Regions from separate parts of the Homo sapiens genome. Here region 1 is linked to region 2. A link is a loop called in an ENCODE intact Hi-C map of the cell type or tissue named here. Cell type or tissue: Calu3. All regions are shown on one strand. Links, peaks and the distances in the headings refer to the core of each region. The heading gives the core; the rest is flanking DNA.

Region 1 (16,205 bases), core at 4,830-7,329, 120 kb before region 2:
AAAGAAAAACTTATGGACACATTTTCATGACCTTCATAAACTTAGATAACAAGAAGTGCAGACTCTATAACTTTTCTCAGGGCATGTAAGAACTAGGAATGAACAGCCGGGTGCAGTGGCTCATGCCTGGAATCCCAGCACTTTGGGAGGCCAAGGCAGGCGGACCACGAGGTCAGAAGATCAACACCACCCTGGCTAACACGGTGAAACCCCGTCTCTACTAAAAAATACAAAAAATTAGCTGGGCGTGGTGGCGGGCACCTGTAGTCCCAGCTACTCAGGAGGCTGAGGCAGGAGAATGGCGTGAACCCGGGAGGCGGAGCTTGCGGTGAGCCGAGATCACACCACTGCCTTCCAGCCTGGGCGACAGAGCAAGACTCCGTCTCAAAAAAAATAAAAATAAAAATAAAAATAAATACAATAAAATTTAAAAAAAGAACTAGGAGTGAACTTGTAGAGGTCATGATGAGACAAAAAAAAAGAACTTTCAGTTATGCTTACCCTTTAATACTAAATGCATATCAGTTACTAAATCTAAGAATATTTAGAAAGAAATGATATTGAATAAAATTAGCAAGGTTTGCAATTTTTCATGATATGAATAAATGAGATAGAATTAAAAATATTTCCTACTTAACACTGTCCAGTGGGAAAGAAAATTAGTTTATGCTTAGTATAAGGATACTTAAAATTTTACTATAATTCAGCCCTAAGGAATTTTTTAATTACCACAGTAATGAAAAATGTAAAATTACTACAAGCGTGTGTGCTGGGATCTTTCAACACCCACTCCTCAGCTTAAATCACTTGCCATTTTAATATCCAATTTCATAAATACAATATTTCCAAAATGTTTGGCCCTTCAGAACAAGGCAGGAGTGAATACATGATAACATCTAGCCATAACTTGCACTCAACAAGAAAAAAAAAAATGGCAATATCCATGGATTGTACAACTCCAACTGTGTTTAAATGCCAGCCAGTCATTTCTTCATCAGGAGCAGTGACAAAATCACAAATTCCATTGCTGCTCTGTCTTCAGAATTGGGTCCAACAAATCAGAAATAACAACCTCCACTAGTTTGTGTGGTCTGGCAAAAGATTAAGCCAAAAAAATTAAATATTTTCCCAATCAGCAAATGTTCCTATGAATGGATTGGCCAACAACCCCAAGTGCATTTCTTTGAATTATATCTTACATGCAATCCCATTTTTTCCAGTGATCCATTAGTTAACCAGAAATACTGTACATATTTTAATGGGTTAGGGGACCTTAAGGGAATTGATGCATCTCAAATGAATGCCTCAGGGGACTCTGGTTTATTACATAGAAGATAATTCTTTCCTGAAAAGGAGCAAGCTTCATTTGAAATTAAGATTTGGAGATCATAAATGGAATCAATTGAGCCAAGAAGTCTTTTGTAATGTATGGCCCATGGGAGACAAATAAGCCTTTGCAGCAGGTTATTCGAGTGGTGAGAGGAAAGGCTAGAGAGCGACACAAACCTCTTCTCCTACCTGCCTCTCATCAGAGCCTGTAAACACAACATTTTTTGAAGGAGACTTAAAGGATTTTCCTGGTCAATGTGCTGCACTAAGAAGTTCTTTCTTCAAAGGGGCAGAGAGGGAGAGAGAGACTGAGAGACAGAGAGAGAATGAATGTTGGTTGTGTTCCAGAATATCTTGACGCAGTTAACCACAAAATAAGTTATTAGCTTATTGTAAGTGCAGCCAGTTTTAAAGTAATGGAGTAATCCACTGTGGATTGCAGCAAGGAAGTGGAACAAAGGGTGTGAAATGAACAGATGGATTTGATTTTAAACAAATTAGGCCCATGACAAGGGATGTAACAAGTCATTTTTTAGTTTTCCATGCTATGGGTTAACTTTGCTTGTGACCTTTCCAGCCTGTGAGCTCATTATTCCTTTACCAGGAACTCAGACCTTTCTGGGAGAACAGCTTTCATGCTCTGCAATTGTAAACTACTGTCTCTTGCTTCTACTAAACTGATCAAACGAGGCACTACAGAGACTGCCAAGACAGAATGCATGATTACTTAATCTTCAAACTATTTGTTCTCTTAATCTCGTACTCATTCTTGGCCACGTTGATAAATACAAGAACAAATGTTCCGGAGGTGTCACACCTGTAACCCTGGGTTCTGAGAGCACTTGACAATCCCCTACTGGCATATCCATTCATGTGGCTGATACCTACTCCAGGCAGACTTGTGACATGGGCCATCTGTGTCCTTTCCACTCTTTCTTTAATCCCCCGTGTGCCTCCCTGTCCCAACTTCATGTGTTCAGTCACAGAAAACCACTGGAGATAGCCCTTCTGCAGTGAGGCACAGCCCTCCGCCAAGCCTGAACTCCCTCACAGGATCCACTGCCTCAAAACGTCTTACTGTCTTCTCACTGCCTCAGTAAAACCCTCTCTCCTTACTGCCAATGCCATCTAGAGCTTTGGACAGAATTGATAGGTGTATAGAAATTCACACTAAGGGGTGAATGATTGGCCCCTTGACCTAAATTACAAATCTCTTGACTCTTCCCTCTCCACAGAACCACTAGGGTGAACGGTCTAAAATGATGATTCCCTGTGACCCACAGAAAATGTGAAAGTTCCCAACTTTACTCCTCCTGGATCCTCACCCTATTCAACCCAGCTCTGCCCAGACATCAACCCTGCTTCTCTCTCTTCTTGTCCCAGAACCCAGACTGACATGATTACCTTTCTTCTAAATCTTCTTAATCTAGAACACACTTGCTCAGTCACAACTATTTAGCAAAATCTGAGGCCAAAATCTTAGTTCAAGCATTACCTCCTCTAGAAACTTCCCTGACTCACACCCACTCAAGCAAAGGTCGTGGCTTACTTTTGGTGTCAAAACCTTACCTAGTTCATGACAGCGACTCTCAGCAACATTCACTTGATTTCTGCAAATTCAGCCCTACCCAAATTGTTCCCTTAATTACCTCTAAAATGTGACTGACATGACACTTTTGTACGAACAAAAAAACAAGGTAATTCAGTGTGTGCGTAAATGCTATGCAATGAGAGTGTGTGGTAGAGAGACACCAACACAAAGAGGAGGCTTGCGATTTGTTCCTGTTCCCGGAATGAGGGATCCTGAAGCCATATCCTTCAGTCTTGTCCCCCAGTTAGATGCCAGGAGAAAGGCCTAAAGGGACTGAGGTGGGGGAGATGCTACAAGGATCCAGAGATTACATCAACCCTGACAGCCACTGGATGGACTGGCGAAGACTGCCTGCCGTTTACTTCTTGCAGATTTGCCCTCCAGATCCCTCTCCTCCCTACAGAGAAGGCTTTGTCAGCCTAGCTCTGAGTTTGTGGTCATGCAGAATCCAGAAAATGTGTGGCAGGAAGAGTATGAGACAGGCAACAGGAATGTGGAATGATAACTGCTTGCGGGATTGGTTCTCAGTTTCTTATTTCTGTGAAGAGAAGTAGCAGGGCAGAAAGAGCAAAACAAGAAGGTGAATGGGTCACAGGGAGTGAGGAGGGGGAGGGAAACTGAAAAGGTACAGGAGTCGGGTCTAAGAGATTCTTTAAGTTTAGCATGGGAGAGGTTTTGAGGCCCTTCAGGGGAGAAAAAAACTGAGCAACAGAGAAAGGGGTTGTTGGGAAGTGTTGCTGTGGATTTCACAAAAACATAAAAGTTGACTTCATTCAAAATGGTGGTTGGCCCTGGGGTGTGGGTATTGACTGACTGAGAAGGGGCACAAAGGAGCCCTCTGTGGTTCTGGAAATGTTCTCTATCTTGATCTGGGAGGTGTAGGCGTGCCAGATAAAATACAGGATGCCCAGTTAAATATTTGGGACACATTAATACAAAAAATTATTTGTTGTTTATCTGACATCAAATGTACCTGGCTGTCTTGCATTTTTGTTTGTTAAATCTGGCAACCTGAGGGTGGTGGTTACATGGTATAGAACAGGTAACCACCTGGGGGTGATTTTGCCCCTGCAGACATGATATAAAATCAACTGGGGGTGATTTTGCCCCTGCAGACATTTGGCAATGTCTGAAGATATTTTTGGCTGTCACAACTGGGTGGGTATGCCGCTGGTACCCAGAGGGTGGAGGCCAGGGAGGCTGCTAAACATCCTGTATTGCACAGGACAGTCCCCCACAACAAAGAATTATCCAGCCCACACAGCAATAGTGTATACCTATGTAAAAACCCAGCAAGAAGACACTTGCTCGAAGCACCCTTGCTCTTTTTACTGTATGTATATTATAATAAATAAACTTATGACAGAAATAATTCTAAACCAACAAAACTATTTACAGTATCAGAGACCTTAAAATGGGTTAAAAAAATGAATTAGATAATGGGATAATGAATCTAAATAACATCAGAAAAAAAATGGACCTCATTTTTAACATTTGTTCATTGGAATGCACTTTAATAAATTTGAGTCCTTGAGGAGACTGAGCAATATGCACTTGATGTGGTTTGGCTCCGTGTCCCCACCCACATCTCATCTTGAATTATACTCCCATAATTCCCACGTGTTGTGGGAGGGACCCGGTGGGAGGTAATTGAATCATGGGGGCAGTTTCTCCCTTACTGTTCTCATGGTAGTGAGTAGGTCTCACGAGATCTGATGGTTTTATCAGGGGTTTCCACTTTTGCGTCTTCCTCATTCTCTCTTTGCCTGCTGCCATCCATGTAAGAGAGGACTTGCCCCTCCTTGTATTCCGCCGTGACTGTAAGGCTTCCCCAGCCACGTGGAACTGTGAGTCCCACTAAACCTCTTTCTTTTGTAAATTGCCCAGTCTCAGGTATGTCTTTATCAGCAGCATGAAAATGGACTAATACACGGCTCCAGGATTTTTCGAGTTGCCTATTTTTTCAGTATTTACATAAGACCTCATGGTTCCCTGTGGTTCCCCAGCAAACTCATAGAGATACCATGAGATATTTTAAATTCTCAAGAGAAACACAGAGGTACTTAACAACTGCCAGACACTGTACAAACTGCTAGCCTCAACTAGTTCAGTTTTAACATGAGGTCACAAAATTCAATATGAAACAGAAAGTGAGGGTTGGTGGTGCTTCCATAATTTGAGAAGCCGTAGTGTTCTCAACTAGCGTACACAATCTCATTAGTAAGTGTGGTCATCTAAAAAATTTTTTTTCTTCCGATTTATGTGTATTTATTTAAATGTTTACTAAGTAATATATAGGGCGCAGGTACTATTAAGTTGTTTTACCCTAATTACTTAATAAGCAGAACTGGGCCAGGCATGGTGGCTCACGCCTATAATCCCAGCACTTTGGGAGGTCGAGAGGGGAGGATCACTTGAGGCCAGGAGTTCAATACCAGCCTGGCCAACATGGTGAAACCCTGTCTCTACTAAAAATACAAAAATTAGCTGGGCGTGGTGGTGTGCACCTGTAGTCCCAGTTACTCAGGAGGCTGAAGGAGGAGAATTGCTTGAACCCAAGAGGCAGAGGTTGCAGTGAGCTGAGATCATACCACTGCACTCCAGCCTGGGAGACAGAGCAAGACTCTGTCTCTCTGTCTCAAAAAAAAAAAAAAAAAAAAAAAAAAAGCAGAACTGTAGATATTTTCTTTAGGTTTGGAGTGCCATGAAAACATCACTGGGTACCGTGAACAGAGAAAGTTTGGGAACCTCTGCCTAAGAGAACTGAATGATTGTATAAATTTAGCAGTATTTATACAATACATAGCACACTGATTTGCAGTTTTTGAAAGTAAGCGTGTTTCCTCCCCCTTGAAAAAAGGCATTGTCTTAATCGTCTTTGTCTGTCCAAAGACAGAGAATGTTTGCTGAATGGCAGTTGAATGAAAGGGGGAACATTAGCAGCTTGTTACTCCCAGAAGAGCGTGGCTAACGTGTGATTTCAATTGACGGGATAAAATTTGAAAACCCACAAAACAGAGAAGAAAGCAAGGAAATTTTTAGACAGGGAGATGTGAGGAATGGGGCTTTCCCTGTGTCCTGACATGACAGAGCAGACACAATGGCCTCCTCTGTCCCTGGGAGTGGCTTGGCCTTCATGTGAGCACAAAAGACATAAGATAAAATTCCTTGGGCTGAACATTAGAGCAGTTGATGTCACCATATCTATCTCATAATCACCAGTGGAAAACAGCCCATTCGCCTTGAGCAAGCATAGAATTTTTCAGCTGTGTTCAAAGCATTGCCACAGCCATGTTCATTTTGTCACCTGCTTCTTACTTGGTGAAAAGCATGAACATCACGGGGCTCCTGTGCCTGGCCCTGGTTCAAATTTCCTGGCTTTCCAAAAGGCATGCAGGCCTCTCTGCTTTTGCACAAGGCAGTAACCCCTTGACCTTTTGCAGTTTTCCACAGTTGTGTCATATCCAGTCACTCACGGGCAAGCACAATTAGTGGTACTGCCAAGTGCGGGTGGAGAAATGCCAAGGCGGTGAGGAAGTGAATCAAAATGAATTGAAATTACCTGCAGAGAACTGATGAGGAGGACTCAGTCTGCCGCAAAAATCAATGAGTTACAAAACAAAACAAAAAAAGGTCTGCCTGAGAAAATCAATGAAACCCAAACGGGGTGACCATCGAGAAAAATTCTCACATACACACAAGTCATACCTGACCTCAGATGTGCCCAGCAAATCCAGCTCTTGCCCAGCTTGCTAAAGGGAGCATAACCCATCTACCCTCTGCAGCAGGATTTCTCAAGCTTCCCTGTGTATGTGAGACACCTGGGGACCTTGTTAACTTGCAGAATCTGATTTAGTAGGCATAAGGTGGGGGTCTGAGAGTCTACATTTCTAACAAGGTTCCAGGAGACATTTCTGCTGCTGGTGTGTGAACCACGCTGAGTGGCAGGCATCTAGAGGTATGTGGTTTCTCAAAGGGTAGCCCTTACACCAGCATCATCAGTACATCTGGGAGCTTGTTACAAATGCAAATTCTTAGACCTCCACTCCAGTCCAACTGAATCAGAAACTCTGGGAATAGGGTCCAGAAATCTGACTTTTAAGCTCTCCAGGTGTTCTGATGCATTCTAAAGTTTGAGAACTGCAAATATTCTAGATCTGTGTTTTCGTGTAGGTCCATGCCCATCTCTACAATAAAAATGTTTTATGCTAACCGAACCCTAAGGTCTCTTACCTTCCTCTGAAATCACCATCCCTTAAATTTCTATTTTATGTTGTTAACTTTTCAACAGTCATATTTATCTCCCAAATAGCTATTGTCTTGTCTTAGAAATGACATCAAGAGCTGCTTGAGAGCAGGGGCCATACCTTGTGTAGCTCTGTATTTCCAGCTTAGCACAGTGTTTGCCACATGGCATTTGCTCAACAAATACTTCTCGATAGGCTGATGGGTATTATGTGGATTCATGTTGAAGTCAAATATGAAGTGACATGCAGGAATTCATTTTCTAGTTCGAGCATCCTTTTCAACTGAATATAGGCATTTCTGTGAATACCTAATGCTGCATAACAAACCACCAAAAAACTTAATGGCTTAAAGTGACAATACTCATTTATTATTTCTCATGGTTTCTGTGGATCAGGAATTCAGGACACATGTGGCTGGCAGTTCTGGCTTGGCTTGGGGTCTCTGATGAGGTTGCAGCCAGATATTGGCAGGCTAAAGTCAAGCAAAGGCTTGAGTTCCTCTCCACTGATGGCTGCTTGAGTGACCTCACAAAATGGCAACTGGCTTCCCCAAAAGGAAGCAATCCAAGAGGCCAAGGCAGAAAGTCTGAGGCTGTCACTTTGTTTAGTATTCTATTGCTCACATAGGTTAGCCCCAGTGCGAGGTAGGAAAGGACTGCACGAGAGCGTGAATAGCAGGAGGCAAGGATAACTGGAGGTCAGTTTGGAGGCTGGCTGTCGTAGTGGGTATCTTCAGGTAGCCACAGACATTGCTTTTGCTCTCAAGGAGTTTGCATTCCTGAGGAAGACAACAAACAGTAAGCAAGTCCACAAATAGGGATTTAAGACAGAAATACATGTATAAAAAAAAATAAAACAAGCAGGCAACGGGGTGGGATGGGGCTGTGATTTCAGATAATGAGGCCAGGGACTCTATGTGGTCATGATATTTGAGCTGAACGATGCAAAAGAACCTCCATGTGGCAACCAGACAGAGGGAACAGCTTGTGCAAAGGCACTGGGCAGGAGGCACAAGCTTGGCATGCTTCAGAAACAGAAAGCAGGCAAGTGCAGCTGGAGAGTAGTAAAGAAACAGGAGAATGCCAGTGAGGAGAAGCCAGAATCCAGGGAGGCGGGAAGGGAGCTGGAAGGGTTTGGTGTCTCCAAAGCCAAGAAAAGAGAGCGTTTTTAGAAGGACAGAGTCATCCACTGTTCTAAATGCTGCTGAGAGGTTGAACAAGAAGAACATAAAGAATTGGCCAACGGATTTGGCAAGGAGTGCTTTGCAGACCTTGTCAAGAGCAGTTTCCATGGCGTGCTTGGGATTAAAAGCCTGATGAGTGTGTTGAATTGAAGCCGGGAAACGAAGACGTGGAGACAAGCAGTGTGGAATAATTCTGAAAAGAACTGATGTTGTGAGAAAACAAATGGGGCAGTACCTGGGGAGGGGGGAGGGGGGAGGGGAGGGGAACGTGGAGTTAAGAAAACTTAGTTTTGATTTGGTTTTTGTTTGGGGCTTTGGGTTTTAGGTTTTGGTTTTTGGTTTTAAGGTGGGAGATAGGACAGCTACATGAGCTGAAATATGCTGAAGGGAATGAGGTAGGATGCGGAAGTCTCTGGAACACAGCAGTCACTCAATACATGAGGTTCCCATCATTACCCATGTGACTAAATTGTACTTTGACCCAACTAGCTCGAGACAGCAGATGTGGCAATTTGGGAGACTTCTGTTTACTTGGGAATTGTAGTTCGTTAACTCTTCTCATTTAACCTATGAAATTACTACTTATACCTTAGTGTCTAACTTGTAAAGTTTATGGAAGTAGTAAAGCAATCTTTTGTTTCTAAAATATATAACTTTAAATTGCCATTGATTTAGACTTGTCTCCTTCCTCTCACTCTTCTGCTTATTCCTACTGAGTTTTTTTGTGGTTAAATATGATTGAGTGCAGAGACTTACCCCTGGCTGTGCTCTGCCTAGGGTGTTCCCAGTGATCTCAAGGGGTATTGAATTTTTCCTACATTTTATTGAAACTGTCAACTTTCATTTACTTTAATTAAATATATAAGTTATACAGAAGGGCTTTTTTTTTTAAACAAATATACAAAACATCCCATTGTTGCCTTGAGGCACCCTGGGGAAACCACAAGATCCCCTCAGTGATCCACAGTACTGGCAGCCTCTGTCTTCCTTGTAGTATTTTATGAATATTTTCCTTTTTTGTAAGTGCCATGAACTGCAGAACACTGGGAAATCTGATTTTAAAATACTGGATGGATGGAAGTCAAAAGTGACACAAGGCCTTCTTGCTTTCGCCTGGCTTCTCCATGGTGGGACCCCAGCACCCTTCCGTCCTCCATCACCAGCTCTGCTTGTCTGTCTTGGAGACTTCCTATCCTCTTTCCATTCACCAGCCTTGTATAGGACCATGTTACACTTACCTTTGAGGCTGCTGCCTGGAGAAAGGGAGGAAACAAATAAAATCAGTGATCCACATGTATGTGCTAGTTAATGTCAATCTCCTTGGTTGCTGTGAGTTAGTACAAGCCCTCCTCAGGAATCCCCACTCTAGGGGCAGATGATTAGGAAGTGAAGAATCCTAAACATGAGTCCATTCTCCAGATTCTGCAAATGCTCCAAATAGCAACCTCTAAATCAGCACCAGAAGGCTCCTAAATTAGCATATGGATGTTAGATTTAGGCTTTACATTGGGAAAATGTTTTCAAGGTGTATAGTTGGCTAAAATGATTATGCATGCACCACCGCCCTGCAGTCCAACACCTTCCAAGCGGTACCCCAGTTACAGAACTCCATGTGGTCCTGAATGGCCCCATTCACAGAGGACTCTGCTGCCTGATCTAGCTGGAAGACTTGCTGATTCTTCCCCGCAGGGGGCTGTTCTGAACGCCCAAAAGGACAGAGAACAGGGGCTGCACCAAGCCTAGAAAAAAGGTTGTATGATGCTTTTGAACCTGTTTTCTTACAAGTCTCTACACGTGAAAGAATTCTGTCTGAGACCAGCTTCCATTTTTAACCTGTTTCACTTATCTGCTGCTATTGACCACCCCCAAACCCAATGGCTTGAAGCGATGATTTATTATGTTTCATGATTCTGTTGGTTGGCAATCTGGGTCCTTTTTTTTTTTTTTAGATGGAGCCTCACCCTGCCGCCCAGGCTGGAATGCAGTGGCGCAATCTCAGTTCGCTGCAGCCACTGCCTCCCGGGTTCAAACGATTCTCCTGCCTCAGTCTCCCAAGTAGCTGGGATTACAGGCACCCACCACCACACCCAGCTAATCTTTGTATTTTTAGTAGAGATGGGGTTTCACCATGTTGGCCAGGCTGGTCTTGAACTCCTGACCTCGTGATTCGCCTGCCTTGGCCTCCCAAAGTGCTGGGACTGTCCTGAATCCCATGTCTGGCTGTTGGTGCCAGCTGTCGATGGGGGCACCTCTGTTAATGCTTCCCCAGGAGACAGTGCTAAGCTTTGTCACAGCATGATGATCTCAGGCTTCCAAGGGCATGAGAGTGGAAGCTAAATAGCCTCTAGAGGACTAGCTCAACATCACTTCTGACATATGCCCTTGGTCAAAGTGAGTTACAGGCCAGCCCAGATTCAACAGGGGCGGAGAAATAGACTCTGTCTCTTGTTAGGACTAGCAGCAACATCACATTGCAAAGAGGCATGGCCACAGGAAAGAATGACCCATGAAAGCCATTATTATATTGATCGATTCCCTCATCTGGTAGTGAGATGGTGGCAGAGGAGGCAAAGAATTTCTACCCACTGCTGATCATTCAACGAAAGAATCCAACAAATTAGGTTGAAGTACATCCTTTGTCAGAATAGATGTAAACCCTTTTTTACAAATCGTCTTCTTGATAATTTTGAATTTTTCTTCAGGAAAAACTTGTTAGGCCTAATGAAAACCTCATTTTTTTTTGAACCTCATAATTTGGCTGATGAAGAGTTTCAAGTATTCCAAAATGGAAAAGTGTCAGCATAGGCATTTTTGATTGCCTTATGTTTGCATGATTACTATTATCTTATTCAACCTCCAGCTCCATCGCTGGAGGGTTTCTAAACCACCTATAAAATTGGTAAGCGTTGCTTAAAATTGGACAGGCTAATACAGAAATCTGCTTTACCTGAACATGGAATCTGCAACACATCATAATTTGCTAATAGAACAACAGTGTCAATCCCTCTTCACCATCCCTGCCATCCCTCGAGATACCTTGTGAACTGAATGTGATATGTGTCCTGCTGACATATGGATCAGGTAGGGGTTATATCATCAAACCTGCTATTAAATAGTAGGAAGCCTTATTTTATTATTTATTACAGATTTTATATAACTATATATTTTATATTATTATAAATTATATTAATTATATATTTATGTATATTATACCTGTTTTTTTCTTCCTATGCCTCTGGTGGATCATGTTTCACACCTCTTTGGAGATGATAAAAGTTACCTTCATGCAATGCATAATTTATTACCTTATTTTATAATTAATCGTGTGTGTGACATCTACCATACTCAGGACTAGGACCAGGGTGAGGTGACTAAGGCATTTGTCATGTGCACAAAATTTAAGGAAACACCAGAAAACCCTGTAATCAAAATAAGTACTATTTTAATGCAATATTTTAAAAATCAAAGTTAATGCAAAAAAGATCCATGATGAACACAGTATGAAAGTTTTAAGTAAAGACAGCCTCCAACAGGGCCAAGATTAGCATTAGGCGAGTGAGGCTGTGTGCAAATGCAGAGTTGCACAGTCTTTATTCTACATGTTCATACTGTGTTCATCCATGAAACACAATCTGAGATATGAGATTTTTTAACAAGAGTTTTTGGATTCACAGCAGTATTGAGTGGAACATACAGCGAGTTCCTGTGCACGCCCCGTCTCCACACATGCACAGCCTTCCCCACTATCAACATCCCACACCAGAGTGGTGCGTTTATTACAATCAGGGAACCTACATTGTCACATCATCACCATTCAAAGTCCATCATTTACATTAGGGTTCACTTATGCTGGTGTGCATTCTGTGGGTTTGGACAAATGTATAATAACACATATCCACCATTATGGTAGCACACAGAATATTTCACTGCCCTAAAAATCCTTAGTGCTTTGCCTATTCATTCCTCCCTCCCCTCTAAGCCCTGGCAACCACTGACTTATTTACTGTCTCTATAGTTTTTCCTTTTCCAGTACGTCTATAGCTGGAATCATGCAACATGTATCCTTTTCAGATTGGCTTCTTAGGCTAGTAATATATCAATTTCCTCCATGTCTTTTTGTGACTTGATAGCTTGTTTCTTGTTAGTACTGAATAATATTCCTTTGTCTGGATGTTCCAGTTTATCTACTATATTAGGCTGGGTTATCCAATAGGATATATATATACATGTGTATATATATGTGTGTATGTACGTATATATGTATATAGGTAGGTACAGAAGGTACAGGGAAATGGACTGATGATAAGGAACTGGCTCATGCAGTTATAGAAGCTGAGAAATCTGAAGGTCTGAGGTTGGCAAGCAGAAACCCAGCACAGGAGGGCTGATGGTACAGATCCAGTCCAAGTCCAGAAGCCTGAGAATGCAGAGAGCCTATGATGTTAAGTTCCAGTCTGAGACCAAGTCCAAAGGCAGAAAAGACTCATGTTTCAACTCAATGATAGACAAAGCAAATTCTCTCTTAGCCTTTTTGTTCTATTCGGGCCATCAACAGTTTGGATGAAGTCCACCCACATTAGGGAGAACAATCTACTTTGCTCAGTCTACCAAATAAAATGTTCTTCCCATCCAGAAGCACCTTCACAGACACAGCCAGAATAATGCTCAATCAAATATCTGGACACCCTATGGACCAGTCAAGTTGACACACAAAATAAAGCATCACATCTACTCACTTACTGTAGGATATCTTGGTAGTTTCCAAGTTTGGGCAATTATAGTAAAGCTGCTATAAACATCCGTGTGTAGGTTTTGGTGTGAACATAAGTTTTCAGTTCATTTGGGTAAACACCAAGGAGTGAGATTGCTGGATCCTCTGGTAAGAGTTTGTTTAGTTGTAAGAAACCAACAAACTGTCTTCCAAAGTGGCTGTACTTTGCATTCTCACCAGCAAAAAATGAGAGTTCCTATTGCTCCACATCCTCATACATATTTTGAACTAATTTTTATATTTTTAATATTGCAGTAAAATATATTGGTCACTGCATTTTTTGGCACCACTTTAAATTTTGAGCCTAAGGCCAATGCCTTCCTCACCTCACTCTAATCCTGGCTCTTGATTTAGCTCCTTCAGGGCAGAAACCATTTCTTCTAATTTTTGAAAATATCTCAAGTAAAGTACTTAGGAAAGTGCCTGACATATAGTAAGTGCTGGAAAAATGTTAATCATAGTAATTACTATTATGAAATAGTGCCTACCAGAGTTATTTGTACATACTAAATGTTCAATGATGTAACTGCTTTTTATATAATTGAAATATCCTTTTACCTTTACCTTTCACCTATTTTATTAATAAAAGCACATTGTTGCCTATTTTGTCCAGCTCAGCAAATTTGTTATTTGCGGCCTGTCCATAGCTTTATATTCACTTCTAACATTTCGAAGGTTGCATTTTTAAAAGTCAAGCCTTGTGCTTTCAGGTAGAGCAGATGAATCCCGGATGGAGAAAAGATTTTCTACTTGGGCGAGAAAAAAAGGCAGTTTCTCTTGCTTTCCTTGTTATGCAGTGCAGTGAGGATACACATTTGCTCTGAGATTCTACTGGTGATTAAAATAACATTATAATTCAATAAAAAGTGCACCAGGCAGCCTCTCTTCCAGATGATTACATGTCACTGTGGTTGTTTTCTATTTAAAGTTCAATAAAATAAAGTATAATTCAGTACTGACTTTAGGATTTGCTCCAATGTTTTCATCAATTGTAGTTTTATGTACAGTCTTCTGATTTTCCTCACAGTATAGAATCATTGAAGAGTTGGTCCAAATGACTTTAAAAATTTCAATTGCTGAGGCAGGAGGATCGCTTGAGCCCAGGAGTTCAAGACCGCAGTAAGCTATAATTGCACCACTGCACTCCAGCCTGGGCAACAGAGCAAGACCCTGTCTCAAAAAAAAAAAAAAAAAGATTTCAATTACTAGCAAATTACAGAATTGTAATTCTTAAAGTAGAAATAGCCATAAACCAGAATTCTCAATGTAAACAATAGTGACAATTGAATCTTGTGAAAACAGCCTACAGAAAGGCTGGGAGAAAAATTTCCCATTCTGGCAGGATAGTCACTGATATTTTTGTGACTGTATCAAGAAGCTATTCCCAAAGTTCTCACAATTACGCGAGGCAAGCCACTTAATAACCTGCTTTTGAACAGCTGTCAGTTGCCAAAATAAAGGATCACATTTACCACAACACAACGAAATTTCTGTTCAAATCAAATCAAAGGTTTATTTCACACATTTGTGTATCTCCCCACCAAAATAAAGAAATCACACATGCATCAAGGACTTCAGTCAATCCTAGCCCCGTTTACCAGTTGAGTAAAGATAGAAGCAGAAGGGGAAGGAAAAGGGAAAGTGATCAGTTTAATATTTTTTTAGCTTGTGATAGTATTAGCTAACTGGTGATTTATCTTAATGTTTTCCTGCTCCCAGGAGTGGAAAGAAAGATCAGCAACAAAATCCATTCAGTACTTTTTTTCCTTTTTCTTTTTTGAAATGGAGTTTTGCTCTTGTTGCCCAGGCTGGGGTGCAGTGGTGTGATCCCAGCTCACTGCAACCTCTGCCTCCCGGATTCAAGTGATTCTCCTGCCCGAGTAGCTGGAATTACAGGCATGTACCACCATGCCCAGCTAATTTTGTATTTTTAGTACAAAATGGGTTTCTCCATGTTGGTCAGGCTGGTCTCGAACTCCCGACCTCAGGTGATCCACCCGCCTCAGCCTCCCAAAGTACTGGGATTACAGGCATGAGTCACCGCACCCAGCCCATTCACTATTTTTTTTATGTGAGCCATTCAACCAAGCACCTCACTCTCAGAAACGTGTTCAGTTGTGGCTACCATGAACGCTTCCTTCAGCTGCTGATGGTAAGAGGAACATGCCTGGCAAGGACAGTACGGCCATGGTGCTGAGCTCCTCATACCTGTGTGTTGCCTTAGATTTCTCTTACCACACAGGCAGGTCTATGCTAAAAAAGTATAATTTATATATTCTGAACCACCATTAATAGGTAGCAATTGATATTTACTAAGTGCAAATCATTCATTGAGGTTTAAAACTTAAAGCAGAAAACTTCTAATAGATTTACTTTCAATGATTTAAGTCTAATGTCAGTAGAGTAGAGAGTAGAGAGCATTCTGAATTGTATTCACTTTAACAAAAGATGGCTGGAAAGGCTAAAACCCATCTAAAATTCATGTGAGTGATCTGGCATCCCTACATGGGAAAGGCCCAGGCTGGAGTGCAGTGGCAATTCACAGGAATGATCAACGCACACAGCAGCCTTGAACTCCTGGCCTCAAGGGATCCTTCTGCCTCAGCCTCCTGAGTAGCTGAGACTACAAGCGTGTGCCACTGCACTCAGCTTCTTTTCCTTCATTGAGTCCTTTCTGCTACGAATTTGTCCACGTTACTAAGAAATAATCATGCTTTGTTGAAATGCTCAATTGAATTATGGCTGTGATGAGACATTAGTATCTCACTTACCTGTGGAGGATTCTGCTCCACAGATGCTAGCAACAGCATAGAGCTTTTAACTATTTAGATGCGTATATTAGAGATTTCTAAATATTACACACTAAAAATCCATGTTGTCTAAAAGTTAAAACATCTAAAATGGATACAAGCCAGGCACAGTGGCTCACGCCTATAATCCCAACAGTTTGGGAGGCCAAGGCGGGAGGATCAGTTGAATGTAGGAGTTCAAGACCAGGCTGGGCAACATAATGAGACCCTGTCTCTAAAAAAATAGAAAATATTAGCCAGGCATGATGGTGTGTGGCTGTATTCTCAAGCTACT
Region 2 (16,205 bases), core at 11,095-13,594:
GGAGGCTGAGACAGGAGAATAGCTTGAACCTGGGAGGCAATGACTGCGGTGAACTGAGATCACGCCACTGCACTGCAGCCTGGGCAACAGAGTGAGACTCTGTCTCAAAACAAAAAAGAAACAAGGATGAATACAGATTTAACAACCAGTTCAAAACTAATGTATTCTTAGGCTGGGTATGGTAGCAAATGCCTGTAATCCCAGCACTTTGGAAGGCTGAAGCGGGCGGATTGCTTGAGCCCTGGAGTTCAAGACCAGCCTGGGCAACATGGCGAAACCCTGTCTCTATTTAAGAAAAATGAAGGCCGGGCATGGTGGCTCATACCTGTAATCCTAGCACTTTGGGAGGCCAAGGTGGGCGGATCACAAGGTCAGGAGTTCAAGACCAGCCTGACCAACATGGTGAAACCCCACCTCTACTAAAAATACAAAAATTAGCAGGGCGTGGTGGCATGTGCCTGTAATCCCAGCTACTCGAGAGGCCAAGGCAGGAGAATCGCTTGAACCCGGGAGGCGAAGCTTGCAGTGAGCCAAGATTGCGCCACTACACTCCAACCTGGGCGACAGAGTGAGACTCCGTCTCAAAAAAAAAAAAGAAAAAAAATCTATATACTCAGAAAAATCCAGTCAGTATTTGAAACCTCCTTATACTTCCTCCTTATACTTCCATTTAATTCATAAATATCATAGCATCTAGGGTAGTCGATTATAAAATACAGATTTCTTATAAGATTCAAATGTCAGCAGTTCCCCTCCTAAGTTAGTGGTATGATTTTGGCCTTTGGTCAGCTAAAAAGTACAGAAGTTGGATACATTTCAATGGTCCAATTCCAATCTCCTCAGTAGCTGTGCAGAGACATTGGCTCTGAGGGAGCTCATGGCCCAAGCACTGTAAATGAGCCAGCCCACTTACAAATGGAAAAAGTTCTGGGACCCAGGCCAACTGGCAGGCTAGGGGGTTGTCAAGAACCTAGTGCTTCCCCTACAGATCCTCAGGGTGTCAGGGCCACTTCTCAAGCTAAGCAGAAAGAGCCATGAACGCGGAGCTTCTCAGCACACCCAGATCAGAAGGCGGCCAACTTTGGAGCTTGTTTGAGAGCAGGTACTGGCACAACTTGTCTGAACTGTGCCCTGCTTTATCTCAAATACTTACAAAGACACACAAGAAGTTTCTACTGCATTGTGCTTGGGATTAAGAGTAAACAGCCTAAACTTCCAGTTTGACCAATCCCAATGGCTCTGCCTTTCTCCCCTGCAATAAATTATTATTATTATTATTATTATTATTTGAGATGGAGTTTCACTCTTTTTGCCCAGGCTGGAGTGTGATGGTGCGATCTTGGCTCACTGCAACCTCCGCCTCCCAGGTTCAAGTGATTGTCCCGCCTCAGCCTCCCAACAATTTTTTTTTTTTTTGCTTCCCCAAATATTAGTACATCAGCAGCAGCTGTGAACCTTGACTGTCAACAAAAATCTCAAGCCCATGGAGTAGACGAAGAAAGACAGCACCACAACTACTCTACTCACAACTTTTGCACAGTACTTTACAGAGCAAAAAGAAAACTACATGCACACACTCCCCACAGGTGTACATATCCCTCATCAAAATGAAATTTTTTCTTTCTGTAACCAAGCAACAACTTGACCCTCTAATTCCATACCCTGCTTGTTTTCAAAATGACAAATTTTCCATGTTACATTCGAAAGAAAAACTCTGAAATATACCTCCTAGTCCTTATTCTGCCAAAACTTACTTTGATAGAATGAACCAAATCCTTTGTTGTTCTTCCATCCCTTTAAATGAAAAAACTCAACACAACTTTATTCTTACTGATAGTTACATTACTTAAAGCTATTGCCTTCCAAGGACACATTCTGCTGTTTGGCCAAAGTAAGACATTTTACTTAGACAATAAAGACTGCCAACAAGGCCGGACGCGGTGGCTCACGCCTGTAATCCCAGCACTTTGGGAGGCTGAGGGAGGCAGATTACTTGAGGTCAGGAGTTTGTGACCAGCCTGGCCAACATGGTGAAATCCCGACTCTACTAAAAATACAAAAATCAGCTGGGCATGGTGGTGCACGCCTGTAATCCCAGCTACTCGGGAGGCTGAGGCAACAGAATCGCTTGAACCTGGGAGGTGGAGGTTGCAGTGAACCAAGATTGCGCCATTGCACTCCAGCCTGGGGGACAAGAGCGAGACTTCATTTAAAAAAAAAAAAAAAAAAAAAACAGACTGCCAACAAGTCCTTTTTTTTTTTTCTCCTTTTAAGCCTAAAGATAAATGCTTATGATCTTAGAAGGAAAGAAATAAAACACGGTAATGGGAAAATCAGTTCAGAGGTAGGAAGGAAGCTGGGTTTGCAAAAACAAAACGGAAGTATCAGTGAAGCATGGCCTAGAAGTCCAAGAGCAGGGGTAGAGTTTTAAAGGGACTGCTATTTAGATCACAGCTATCCCTCAGAGCGCCCCCATGCCAGGAAACTACGCAACTGCTCCTGCATTTGGTAACTCACTTAATCTTGGTAATTACCCTATGGGGTAGGTGCTACTGTCATCCCCTAATCCCACTCACCTGTTTTCTCTTTTTCAAGGTGGAATAATTAGTATCCACACAAAGGGAGGCTGGGAAGGTTGACACGGGGAGGGGGCGGCTTCTGGCGGACCAATTCCTAGGGCACATGGGAGCTCCACGGATGGGGGCTATGACAACTCTAATGTTGTCATTGGAAAAGCTTACTGTAATAATAAACCCAAAAAGCCGACTTCTGAAAGCCAAAGAGCTGAGAAAGACAACTATGTGAGAATGGAGTGTGTACCTGTATCTGCAGGCTGCATGGGGCCTGGATGCCCTTTCTCCATCTGGTGGTCCATCCTTTATTCTCTCCATACCAGACCAAGACGCAGATCAATGTTAAGACCCTCTTTCCTAAACCGAAAGCAACCTTTTTATTTTCACTCACTAATCCATAGAGGCCTTTCAAATGGCACAAATAACGGTGGCTGCATTTTGTTCTCTAAATCAATTTTCTCCCCAGCCATCAACTAGATGTTCCCACACAGAGAAAGAACAGCCCTTCCCTTCTAATTCAAAAATCCATACTGCCATTGCCCTTGCAAACTGCTAAACAAGCAGTATCAGCAAGTCACTTGTGTTCTGTAATACATTTACTGCAAATCCCAATGGCTTGCCTTCTAATGCAGTTTTCTATTGTGTCTGTGCGTGTCAATACACTGGCTGGCCACTGTACTTATAAGAAGCTCTGACCAGCTGTTTGCTCAAGGCATCAAGAGGGCACCAAGAGGAAACAAAGACTATGCTCCTGAGGAGCAACCGGAAGGCCACAGCATTGAAGGGCCTGGTTCCACACACTGGGGTCCTCAATGAGGTTTTGTTTCTGGTCCTTACCCCCTTACCACCCAAGGTCCCTGAGGCCAACTGAAAATCTCCATCACGACAATTCCATACACACAAAGTTCAAAATCAGAGTCCTTTTGCAAAATTATTTCTATTTTCTTACCTATCGTTGCTAACAATATTTCCCCCAGCAAATATACTGGTTACATCTTAAAGGTAAAGTATAAGTCAAGTTTCATTGAGGGGTCAGAACAAAGAGAGGAGGACTTTGTAAGGGGAGTCCAGCTTTTCTGCGTTAAATAAAATCTCAAGTGACAGTTGAGAAAGAAATCACCTAAAAACCGTGTAATGGTGGATCACCTAATACAACCACGCCAAAAGTACAAAGGGCAAGTCTAGGAGGAAAACCCTATAAAAACAGGTGAAGACAGAATTCTTAAAATGTACATGGACGCCAGGTGTGGTGGCTCACACCTGTAATCCCAGCCCTTTGGGAGGCTGAGGTGGGAGGATCACTTGAGTCCAGGAATTCGAGACCATCCTGGACAACATAGTGAGACCTCATCTCTACTGAAAAAAATCAAAAAATAAATTTTAAAAAAAGTACATGGAAATCCCTGCTTCATGTTATCAGTCTAAGCCAAGGTCGGTAGCTAAAGAAAGGCCTGATCCTCTATCAAGTCCTTCCAAATTCCCCATATTATTAATTTATTTCTTGATTTTGGGGGAAGGAGGAGCCTATGGAAGATATATGACAGATAGATATTACAAAATGTTAATTTATAGACTCCAGGTATCATACAGGTGGGTATAATATGGGTATTGCTGTGTATTTCTCTTTTATTCTGTAATTTGAAATTTTTCATAATAAAATGTTTGGGAGAATGGAAGACACTATGTAAAGACTAAGTAAATAATCAGTGGTTATACTCATTATTACTAAGAAATCTGGTGACAAGTCAAGTTTAATGCCTTGAGAGAAGCTTGTCATGCAATTCATCTACACTCTATTGGCAGCTGCAGTTCCAGGGACAGTAATGCCTGCACATGCTCAATTCACACCAAACCTAGGCCCCAGCAACATGCTAGTTTTGTTTATCTCTCTTTTTTAGTCCAAACCCAAACATATTACTACAATAAAACTCCTCACTAAGAACTCTCAGTGGTTACTGACTACAGATCACTCTTCCAAAAGAAAAACTGAGCAAAACTGGTTAGATAAGGTTATTAGAACTGAAAAGATTTCATTTTTAATTTTAGCATAAGGACTCACACTAGTTTTTTTTTGTTTTTTTTTTTGAGACGGAGTCTCGCTCTGTCGCCAGGCTGGAGTGCAGTGGCATGATCTCAGCTCACCACAACCTCCAACCCCCTGGTTCAAGTGATTTTCCTGCCTCAGCCTCCCGAGTAGCTGGGATGACAGGTGCCTGCCACCACGCCCAGCTAATTTTCGTATTTTCAGCAGAGACGGGGTTTCACCATGTTGGCCAGGATGGTCTCGATCTCCTGACCTCGTGATCCGCCCGCCTCAGCCTCCCAAAGTGCTGGGATTACGGGCGTGAGCCACCACACCAGGCCGACCCACACTAGTTTTCTTGATTCGAGTTTTTAATCTGAATTCCATGGACTTGTTGAAGGATCTTGAGATGCACACAAACAGCCAAAATCGTTGGGCAAAGCTATCCTGGGTATTTGTGTGTAAAAACATGTACAAACTTTTCTTGCAAAGTAGCTTTCACCTGATTTTCAAACGTTCAGGGTCCAAAATGGATACAACTACCACTACACATAAGGAGTACCCAAAACACAATATAATCAATGCCTACTCTGGATAACTCATCGGGAAGGGTAGATGGAAGTCCCTAACTCAGCTTCAAGCAGACTGCAACCTAGTCGGAGCAAGGAAAGAAGCACATGAAAAACCATTATTACAGGACACTGAGCAAAACAAGTGCTGTGACAGCCTGCCACTGGGTAGTCCCAGGCCGCCTTGAAGTAAACAGGTGGTGGTGTTTGAACTGGGACTTGAAGGAGACTGAGGAAGGCCATCTGAAGGTTGATACAAAAGCCTGGACTTTTTATAAAGAAAACAGGAAAACTCAAAACATACTTTCAGCAAGAAGAGGCCTATTTGGCAGGATAAAAGGAAATGCAGGAAGAGAAAGAAGCAGTGGCCAAGACAGGAAGGGAAAGTACTCAGGGGTAGACACAGCAGGCTATGAGGGACAAAGAGGTCATCACAGGGGGAAGTCAAAATTTAAAAGAACACACATGCAGGATAGGATGGATGTAATCCCAAGACCCTGAAGACAATTTACATCTGCTATCTTAAAGATGCTCCCTTTCCAGGGCTGGAGTTCCCAGGGTGCGGCCAGGTTTGACATATGGGCTAGCAGTCTCTGAGCAGTGGGGACACTGGGCAAGTCAATGGAATGTGTGCTGACATTTCATTTTACCACTGTTTAAAATGTTCATTTATTTTAAATGTATACAACAGTGTAATACAACAATGTATGTATGTAACTTACAAATTTGGCCGGGCATGGTGGCTCACGCCTATAATCCCAACACTTTGGGAGGCCAAAATGGACGGATCACTTGAGGCCAGGAGTTCAAGACCAGCCTGGACAACATGGAGAAACCCCGTCTCTACCAAAATGTAACAATTAGCTGGGTCCGTGGTGGCACGTGCCTGTAGTCCCAGCTACTCGTGGGACTGAGGCAGGAGAATAGCTTGAACCCCAGAGGCAGAGGTTGCAGTGAGCTGAGATTGTGCCACTGCACTCCAGCCTGGGAGACAGAACGAGACTCGTCTTCCCCCCCCCAAAAAAAAGACCTTACAAATTTAAAAGTAAACAACTCAGGCCGGGCGCAGTGGCTCACACCTGTAATCCCAGCACTTTGGGAGGCTGAGGTGGGCAGATCATGAGGTCAGGAGATCGAGACCATCCTGGCTAACATGATGAAATCCTGTCTCTACTAAAAATACGAAAAATTAGCCGGGCATCGTGGCAGACGCCTGTAATTCCAGCTACTCAGCAGGCTGAGGCAGGAAAATGGTGTGAACCCGGGAGGCGGAGCTTGCAGTGAGCTGAGATCATGCCACTGCACCCCAGCCTGGGTAACAGAGCGAGACTCCATCTCAAAAAAAAAAAAAAAAAAAAGTAAACAACTCAGGTAAACGCACTCAAGCTTTTCACCAAGAGGTTGTACGTATACCTAGACTAGTATCATAGACTAGTAACCTACTTAGATCAGTCATGGTGCTAATACCAAACCCAGTCTCATGGTACATGTATTTCAGTAGTTTGACAAACTGCAAGATTTGGACGCGCAAGTTCAAACACACCTACATTCTCAAAGACTGATTCCACTTCATCTAATGGATAATGAATATCCATTAGTACACTGGGAATAGATTTCAGGGATGATCAGCAAGCTACATATACAACTCTATCCCTTCCAGCGTACAGTGGTGTATATCTAGCATACTTAATTTTTTCTCTATTTGGAAGATGAAAAAGTTAATTCAACGGATAGAATTTTCAGAATTTGTTTTTTCCTCCCAGCTTTTTCCTTCTACCCAAAGTGACTTGTATCCTACTCTTTTTCTGCTAACATATTTTGTGGTCAAAGAATGACTAAGCAGCAAATACTACTATAAGAAAAACTAAAATAAATAGCTGTTTTTTATACCTACTATGAGACCTTACAGGGGAGGGGATAAACAATTGTGCCCACCATTATGATTTTTATATTGCTTCAAAGAAGGTAAATAGAATACAATTTATTGTTTGTGTGTTCTGAGACAAGGTCTTGCTTGTGTCATACAGTCTAGAGTACAGAGGTGTGATCACAGCTCACTATAACCTCCCCACTCCTGGGATCAAAAGATCCTCCTGCCTCACTCAGCACTAGTACTAGCTAGTACTACAGGTCTGTACCACCAGGCCCAATTAATTTTTTTTAAATCTTTTATTGTAGAGATAGGGTCTCGCTATGTTGGCCAGGCTGGTCTCTAACTCCTGGGCTCAAGTGATCCTCTGGAGCTGGGATTATAGGCATGAGCCACATGCCTGGCTTGCAACTTAGTAATTATTAAAAATTTAGGGGCTGGGAGCAGTGGCTCACGCCTGTTAATTCCAGCACTTTGGGAGGCTGAGGCACGTGGCTCACTTGAAACCACAAGTTCAATACCAGCCTGGCCAACATGGCAAAACTCCGTCTATACTAAAAACACAAAAAATAGCTGAGTGTGGTGGCACGTGCCTGTAATCCCGGATACTTGGAAGGCTGAGGCAGGGGAACTGCTTGAACCTACATACCTGTAATCCCGGCTACTCAGGGAGGTAGAGGTTGCAGTGAGCCGAGATCGAGCCACTGCACTCCAGCCTGGATGACAGAGCAAGACTCCATCTCAAAGAAAAAAAAAATTAGGGGCTGGGACCAGTGTCTCACACCTGTAATGCCAACACTTTGGGAGGCTGAGGAAGGTGGATCACCTGAGGCTAGGAGTTTGAGACCAGCCTGGACAACATGCAGAAACCCCATCTCTACCAAAAAATAATTTAAAAAAAATTAACCAGGCGTGGTGATGCACGCCTGTAATCCCAGCTATTCCAGAGGCTGAGGCAGGAGAATCACCTGAACCCAGGAGGCGGAGGCTGCAGTGAACCAAGATTGCGCTACTATACTCCAGTCTGGGTAACAGATTAAGACTCTATCGCCATTAAAAAAATTAAATGTTAAATAATGAAACATGTAATTTTGCTAAATCACAGGTTATTTGATAAAATCATATATCAACACTTCCTGGATTTTCATTAAAAAATATTACGGTGACTGGGTAGTCTACAAACAATAATTTTAAAAATTTTTCTTCACTTTTTTTTCTTTTTTTTTCCCCTGTGGACCCTGCTCAGGAAGAAACACAAGCAGCAAATCTGAAATCATTCCTTTGCAAACAATTTTAGAAACCATACTTTTGTTAAATCAGGTGAATGGCAATACATGAATATCTTAATTTATGTTAAAATTTCAGTGCAAATTTATTTCACTTTTCAGATCAAACCACACCTCACGGGGAAAAAAAATCAGAAAACCTCTCTCCTCCTGCCCACACCTGCGCATCCTAGTTCCACTTAAAACATCACACCGTATTCACAGAACAATCCTCTGGTGAGGAGTATTTTGAAGGTACAGATGCCTATTCTTGTCAAATAAGCCCACCGACAGAAACAGCTGTCTAAAATTTACTTAAAAACCACTATACTAAATACCCTGTAGTAAAGGTACTAGTTGTGAGAATTTCCATTTTTAAAAATCAGAGGCAACAATAAGCAATGGGGAGGGGAGAGGGTAGGAAACGAAATCAATCAAAGCTTTGAGGAAAGCCAGTAAGTTTCTCAGTTTCCTCCCCTTTAATCCACTTCTGGAGACCACAAAAGGTTTAATAATAAAACAGCAAAGACTCAGATCCATGGAAACTTAAAATGGTTCCATGAGCCAGTAACTGAATATATTTTTAGTTTAACTACCACTCAAGATGATTTATTTAAATATTTACTAAAGAAACAGATTTTCTTTCTGTTTCTTAATAAACACTATTTGGGAGAACATCTTAAGTCCTCTGGCGAAGGACGCTCCTCAATTTGCACGCACGAGGTGCTGGGTTCTGCGGGTGTATGCTGGGATGGCTCCCACCATGCGAGGGAACAAACAGACTTTTGTCTAGTCTAACCCTCATTATACAGAGAGGGGAACTGAAGCCAGGGAACGTGTTCATGACTTGCCCAGTCCCGAATGGAAATCCCCAATTAAATGACTTCAATGAACTACAACGGAACCAAGTCAGAGCCTATAGTTCATGGCCACTCCCCACAGGACAGGTAACCAAAGGCAGAAAGAGGGGGAGGCAAGGGAGGTGCTGTGGCCCTGCAATGGCCTGACTCTACCTCCTGTCCTCACCCTATTCCCAACTCCCCCTGTTGGATCCTGCCCTAATACAAAATTTGGACATGTTGTTCCTTGAAGATTTTGGGGGCATTCCGTTTGAATTTTCAAAATATTGATCATGATAACTATGTTTTGTGATTTTCTTAAAATCCATGCCCAGGGACTCCCTTGCCTTACTCCAGTGCAAGTCCAGGACAAAAACCAGCCACTGGCCCACTGCTGAAGGGTGGGGAAGGTGACTGAGAGGTGAGAGATCAGTCCTGCTTGCTGATAAGAAACAAAGGCTAATCTTGCACCTCGGAATCTAGGCTCTAAATGCAGAGAGCTTTCTCTCTTTTAACTTATGCTTGCAAAGAACAGGCCTGGCTAATGAAGTTGAGGACCACTCCAATCTTGATGACAGCTACCCTCTTTGTATGACAAGATTATTAACACCTGCTGGAGCTTAACTCTAAGTGCCTATACTCTAGCTAGTCATTTCCCTGTGTGAGATGTTGACTTAGGGGGAAAAAAAATCTCAAAGTGAGAAACTGTAGACAAAAACACACAGGGTTAAAAAAAAAAAACAAAAAAAACACTAAGGTAAAATTTGCAAAAGAGTAAAAGAATCACATCTAAGGAAATATCCCACAGGTGAGTCCCTAACAGTCCCATCTAAATACTTTTTTAAAAACCCACTAAAGAACAACGCATTTTTCTAAGAGAAATTTTAAAGCACACATCAAAACTGTAAAAGCAGTTTCACTCCAAAATTTACATGGCCTGAGATGTTGCTTGCTGAAATATCACATGGAGCTCTTTCCCTTTCCCAACCAGGATTGCAGAATATATCATCCTTCCTTTCAGATTTTCAGAGCTAGTCTTTTCATTTATTTTTAAATGCTTCACCATCGGCCGGGCACAGTGGTTTATGCCTGTAATCCCAGCACTTTGCGAAGCCGAGGCGGGGGGAATCACTTGAGGTCAGGAGTTCGAGACCAGCCTAGCCAATATAGTGAAACCCCATCTCTACTAAAAATAAAAAATTAGCCAGGCATGGTGGTGGACTCCTGTAATCCCAACTACTGAGGAGGCTGAGGCAGGAGAATCGCTTGAACCTGGGAGGCGGAGGTTGCAGTGAGCCGAGACTGTGCCACCACACTCCAGCCTGGGTGACGGAACGAGATTCCGTCGCGCAAAAAAAAAAAAGAAAAAAAATTCTTCACCATCCTGGAGAGCCCAGTGCTCTCACTCTGCCCATTCTTCAGCAGAACACAGGCACAAAGTGACTGATCAAACTCCCTCCCCATCACTGGGTCTCCACCAGGATTCCTGACTTGTTTCTTCTTAAACATACTTTAACCTGAGGACAGTACTGCTCAGTAGTTTTATCTACCCATGGCCTGTGACCCTCCTCTCCCCAGAAAGACCAGTCAGCGGCACTGCTGATTCTCCTAACTTTTAGAACATACATTCAGTCCTGACATGTCTTACAAATCATGAAGTTCATCAGCACAAAGAGTCAGAACTGAAGAGGCAGGCACTAGGGAGACATGGTCCACCTCATCTTCCTGATGGCAGCATGAGGGGATAGGAAGAAGCACAGACAGGCCGGGTGTGGTAGCTCATGCCTGTAATCCTAGCACTTTGGGAGGCCAAGGTGGGTGGATCACTTGAGGTCAGGAGTTCGAAACCAGCCTGCGAACATGGGTGAAACCCTCTCTCTACTACAAAAAAAAGAAAAAAAAAGTTAGCCGGGCATGGTGGCGGACACCTGTAATCCCAGCTACTCCGGAGGCTGAGGCAGGAGAATTGCTTGAACCCAGGAGGCAAAGGCTGCAGTAAGCAGAGATCGACCACTGCACTCCAGCCTGGGGAACAAAGCGAGATTCCATCTCAAAAAAAAAAAAAAAGCAGCAGCAGCAGCACAGACAACCCTGGAGGAGGCAACCCAACTCAAGCTTCAATAGATGCGTGGCCTTGAGCAAGTCCCAGACTCTGAACACGTGCACACAGCTGTAGGCAGAGCAAAACACCTACCCAATCTACTCTGGAGGATGCCTATGGAGGTCACAGAAGACAAATCACATTGAAAACTGTTCATTACTGTGCAAATTAAAGCCACCAATGACAATTTATAGCATGGCTTCATCAGCATGCTGAAAAGATAACATGAGTGGGCTAAAATAAGGTTTATGTGTGCATTTACAGTACATCTTGTTCCCAAAAATATCAAATGAGGTAATATCAAACCATATGACAGACAAAAACATTTAAAGATCACGCCACCACACACACTAGGCACAGCTAGGCAAACCACCAGGCTCACATCAACTTGCTGTTTTTTAATGCACCCTAACACTCTGATGGTATCAGAACTGCCTCAATTTTCCATGAGACATTGTCTACCTCTACTGTATAGAGATATCTAGAGTTTACCATCCACACAGATAAAGATGGGCAGACAGGGATCTATAAAGGGCTCCAAGAAAAAAATATTCTTAGTGCTACCATGAAAGACTTAAGTATCTATTACCATTCCTGTTTCATTGCCTTTTCGGTAACCCGCCACAAACGGGAGCAGAGAAAGTAAAGGCAAGGCTTATCAGGAAGTGTTGACACAACCTAAACACGGGCTGTGGGCACCACACCAGGAAAGGAAACCACAATTATACCATTCTTGATTTGGATGCACTTTCACTTTAAAACTTCCAGACAGGAAAGTCAGCAGTGAGATTTGACACTGAAATCTCTAGAACTCACTCCGACAAACCCGTTGAAAGGTGGGAAGGGAGAGCGGTCGTCACACTGGAGACAAATCTTAACAGCATTAAAGCTCTCTGTACGGAAAGTTTCCCCATCACTGCATTTTTTTTTTTTTTTTAGTAACAAAGATGTTGTCAAAAATGACAATTTTTTGTGTCCCCTGATGATGCCTTGCTAGCATTTGGTTATAAGCCATAAAGCAGGAATAATTTCAGCCTGTCAGGAGTCTCGCTAATGCCCAGTTTCCCCCTAGAGAGAATTCCTGTCAAATCTAATGAGAGCTCCAAAGGCCCTCTCTACAATATAATGAGCACTTAGGCCATGCTGGTGATCAGGCGGCAAAAAGCATCAATTTGAGCTTGGCTACACCCTGGGGGCCAGACGTCACCAGTTTTAATAAGAATTATGATTACTAGCTGCACCAAATGCCTCCTCAGAACTTATTATTAATGTGTGACATTCAGAAGGATGTTTTTCAAATGTAAGTCCACTTTAAACTGAATTATAGCACTACTTTGCACAGCACTCTAGTTAAGGGTCTGTCAGCATTTCCAATATCAACTAAATTTCAGGAGGCTCAGTACCCTACTATGAAGAACATGGTGTCTCTCAGCTTTTCACGTTTTTCAAATTGCTAAGCCAATTATACACAGCATATTATTAATGCATACAGGCTCACGGACAGACAGTATATAGCCACAAATGCCTCACTCTGTATAGAAACTCATTAGAAAACTATTCTCACACCATGGTGCTTCTGACCCACTTCACCCCTTCTCCCTACATGATAAAGAAGAGGTCATCCCGCCACATAACCTACAGGAACCCAGAAGAATTACACACCTCTTTTAGCTCCTCCAATAAACCCAGCACCAGCATATAGCATCACACTGAGGTGGTGTTCCCTTGTAAAAGAGTCAATGAGGTTATTAAATCCTTTGAGTTTATGGGTTTAAGAAAAAGCTCAGTCTCCTCTTACTCTTCCATAATATCTGTTATCCAAAAAAAAGTGCCCTTCAGAGTAAATTAAAAAAAAAAAAAAAGATTAAACCGCCTAGGCCAAGTTTATTTGCATAATTCACTTAAATGACGATAGATGTTAGCCACAGATCTTCTAGCCCATTTACTATCAAGAAGTTACAAGTGCCTGAATAAGGCACTAGCCACTGAGAAACACACAAAAACAAAGGCACAAACCCAACATAAAGTAGGCTACCAACTTTGTAAATCATAGTAAAATCTGCATTTTTAAAGGCCCAATTACATTATTAATAAAAGGCCCTGAAAATCACAATCTCTTTCCAAACACAAATCTGAGAACAGATCTAATGTACACGATAACTTAACATTATGAAATCTATGATGAATTAAAAATCAAAGAGTGCGGAGTTACAAAAGCAGAATTCAACTCTGAAACACACTTGCTTAATGAAAGTCTTTGAATATAAGGAAGATCTGAAGGCTGAACTAATCAATTTCTCCACTGTGCCCCAGCCGGTCAGCCATGCTCTTTAATTTAATGAAACAAGGGTTTGAGATGAAATAGCACATATACATCAAGTAAGAATTGTATTGTTGCACTTTGAAATGTGTCCAACTGTGCAACTTCATCTGATGATAATTTTTTAAGAGGCAATCGATTTCTAAAAGACTTATTGTACCAGCGTCTTGATGAAAAAGTGAATGTCAGCGTATCTCCAGAATACTTACACCCTGCCATTAATGCTTTCTTTGGCAGACAATGACTACTCAATCGAGGGTCCTTTGGGCTGAGCAATCATTTAGCTTTTCTTCTCTTATGAGGTCCTTAGTGCCTTGTTCCAGCTCAATACTCTTTTTATACACCATTATAGTAGCCATAAGTGTGAATTTTATGGGAACTTGCAAACTCATAGTCATTGCTAGAGCTTTCCAGTCACTAATCTTTTCATGCTTTAAAAACCACTAGGACTGAAGCAACTCCCAACATATGCTCTGGCCATAAAAAGATGCTTTTTTCACATCCACACCTGCAACAACTGAGAAATTTTTCAAAAATTTGTTTGCTAATAAGCCACTAATCCTGACTATTGCTTCATGCAGCCCCAAAGCATAAAGAATACTCCACAGATAGTCATATACCTTGATTACCACGATTAAAAAAAACTCCTGAATACCCTTCTTTCCCCCCAACAGGTCCACACTTCCTTGCAAAACAGCACAAAAACATTAACTATTCTAAACTTCAGCAACTGTAGAAGATACCCAGCCCTTTCAAGAGGATAAATCTATACAGGTGAAAAAGTAAACTCAAGTCTTAATTCCTATCTGTCAATAAAGAGGCTAGTTTATATTTCCAAAACACCTCTCCCTCTCCTAGTCATTTAAACACTTGTAATTATCAAGAAGCAACCCTTGATGCAGAATACTACCATCAATCCACAGGACAGGAAACCAAGGCAGAAAAATAGCATACAAACCCCCACCCCTAGAGCCCACTACTGAGAACAAAGCCAGTATTATTAAATCATATGAACTGATGTCTCATTTCAGCTTGAAGTTCAACTAAAGCTTACCTGTTTGTGCATTTCAATGTTTAATCCATATGACATTTCATAATACTGTAAAGAGAAAAAAGAATCAAGCATTTCATTAACTCATGTTTTTTACACTCTGCTAACACGTTTGCTAATATCATATGAAAAAGGAAAAAGTCCAATCTTTGATACCTACCATCACATAGTGCCTCTGCATTTCTGTCTTTTCACTTGCCAGTTTCTCACATTCCAATTTAAGGCTAGGAAAACAAAACAGGCAACTTAATGTAAACATTATGTCACTTGTTTTAACATCTGCCTCACATATTTGCACTTCAAGTAAAAACACAGACCAATTTGGAAAAGCCATAAACTATCTAGGTAAACACCCAAAAGCTTTGTCCTTGCATTTAATAGGGAAAAGGAATAATGTGAACAATACAAGGTGTCCATTCAGCTACCATTCTTCTTGGTGCCTATCTGGTTAGATGACAAGAATGAAAAAAATCTGTCAGAACCTCTAACTGATTCCTCCTCATGGTCATCTGCTCCCTACCTTCCTGCATCAGTTTGTTTCTCTGTACTCCACCAAAATCCGGCCCTTGCACAATCTTCACTCTTAGGCATAGGCTGTGCCATCTTTGCCAACTCAAACGGTCTCTAGGTTTGAAAATCCTATCTGTTAAGTTACTCCTACAATTGCTGGTCCCTTTCAAAACCTTTGGTTTTTAAATCCCTGCCAAAATATGTCAAGTAGCTACTGCAATAAAGTGGGTTGAAGTTCTCCCTGCTGGGTAAACACGGTGTGTGCAAGTATGCCTCAAGCTGCAGAGATATTATCTACAAGTAGACAAAAGGTCAATAATGAGAAAGCCCCTGACAAAGTAAGAAAATTCACACCCAAGCCACTTCGCCTCATCTGTGTGCTTTTTCTCAAGCATGACAAAAGCAAAAAATGTCAATACAGTTATTTCTGAGTTAGAATCAGGTAAAACTTCATAGGAACAAGGGAAAGAAACTAACCTTTCTGGGAAGTTCACTATTGGCAAAGTATTTTACAAAAATTTATAAGTCCTTTGAAGGTAAGTCTCATTACTTGAAGAAACTAAGGCTGAGATGGATATAAATGTGACTCCACTCTCTCATCCTACCCAAACCAATCCGAAATGACGCCAAAGCAGGTGAGCTTTCTTCTTTATACTATTATACCCACCTCCCTCACCATCACCAATGATGGGCAATGTTATAAGCATCTAGCCTTCCTTAATGGACTTTGCCTCAGAAAACCCAATTTTCTAGTATGGCAAACAGCGATTTCAACATGGCTTTGCTTCCCTGAACCCACACTCCAGGACTGAGACATCGATTGAACCAATGTTTCAGCTCAGTCTGCTGAAAAATAAATACATGAAGTGCAAATATTGACGATTCTCATGCAACTCCTAAAGACATGAAAAAGGACTCCCTGGAACAGTGCAAACCGGCAAAAGGGAAACAATGGGAGGAGGAGGAGACAAGAGAAGAGGCGGCCCGGGAAGAACCAGGAAAGGGGGTAACTTGAATGACAGGTCTTAACTGAGACTCCACACGCCACCGCCTGGACGCAAGAACTAAGTACAGGCGCCGCCGC

Evidence for each region. Hi-C counts contacts between places; a loop is a spot of excess contacts. Peaks named below come from ENCODE experiments on the same cell type or tissue, not always from the same donor. Only the 100,000 strongest peaks of a DNase experiment are listed, where the experiment ranks them.
Region 1: a loop joins it to region 2, with 15 times the contacts of the local background. A loop is called at or near these places in 3 of 110 quality-filtered maps.

What each region holds. Positions count from the first base shown.
Region 1 is chr9:81,556,544-81,572,748 of GRCh38, forward strand. No RefSeq gene overlaps it. Among named protein-coding and RNA genes, the nearest start is that of TLE1, 120 kb to the right of the region's middle. In Calu3, for the core only: no CTCF peak of the experiment used is centred there; a DNase peak (open chromatin) is centred at 6,368.
Region 2 is chr9:81,671,062-81,687,266 of GRCh38, forward strand. It overlaps TLE1 (TLE family member 1, transcriptional corepressor), which reads right to left. Exons shown (of 20, transcript NM_005077.5): 3 at 14,772-14,835; 4 at 14,615-14,659. Among named protein-coding and RNA genes, the nearest start is that of TLE1, 10 kb to the right of the region's middle. RefSeq lists enhancers at 2,313-2,607, 13,234-14,141 and a silencer at 5,033-5,327. In Calu3, for the core only: no CTCF peak of the experiment used is centred there; no DNase peak of the experiment used is centred there.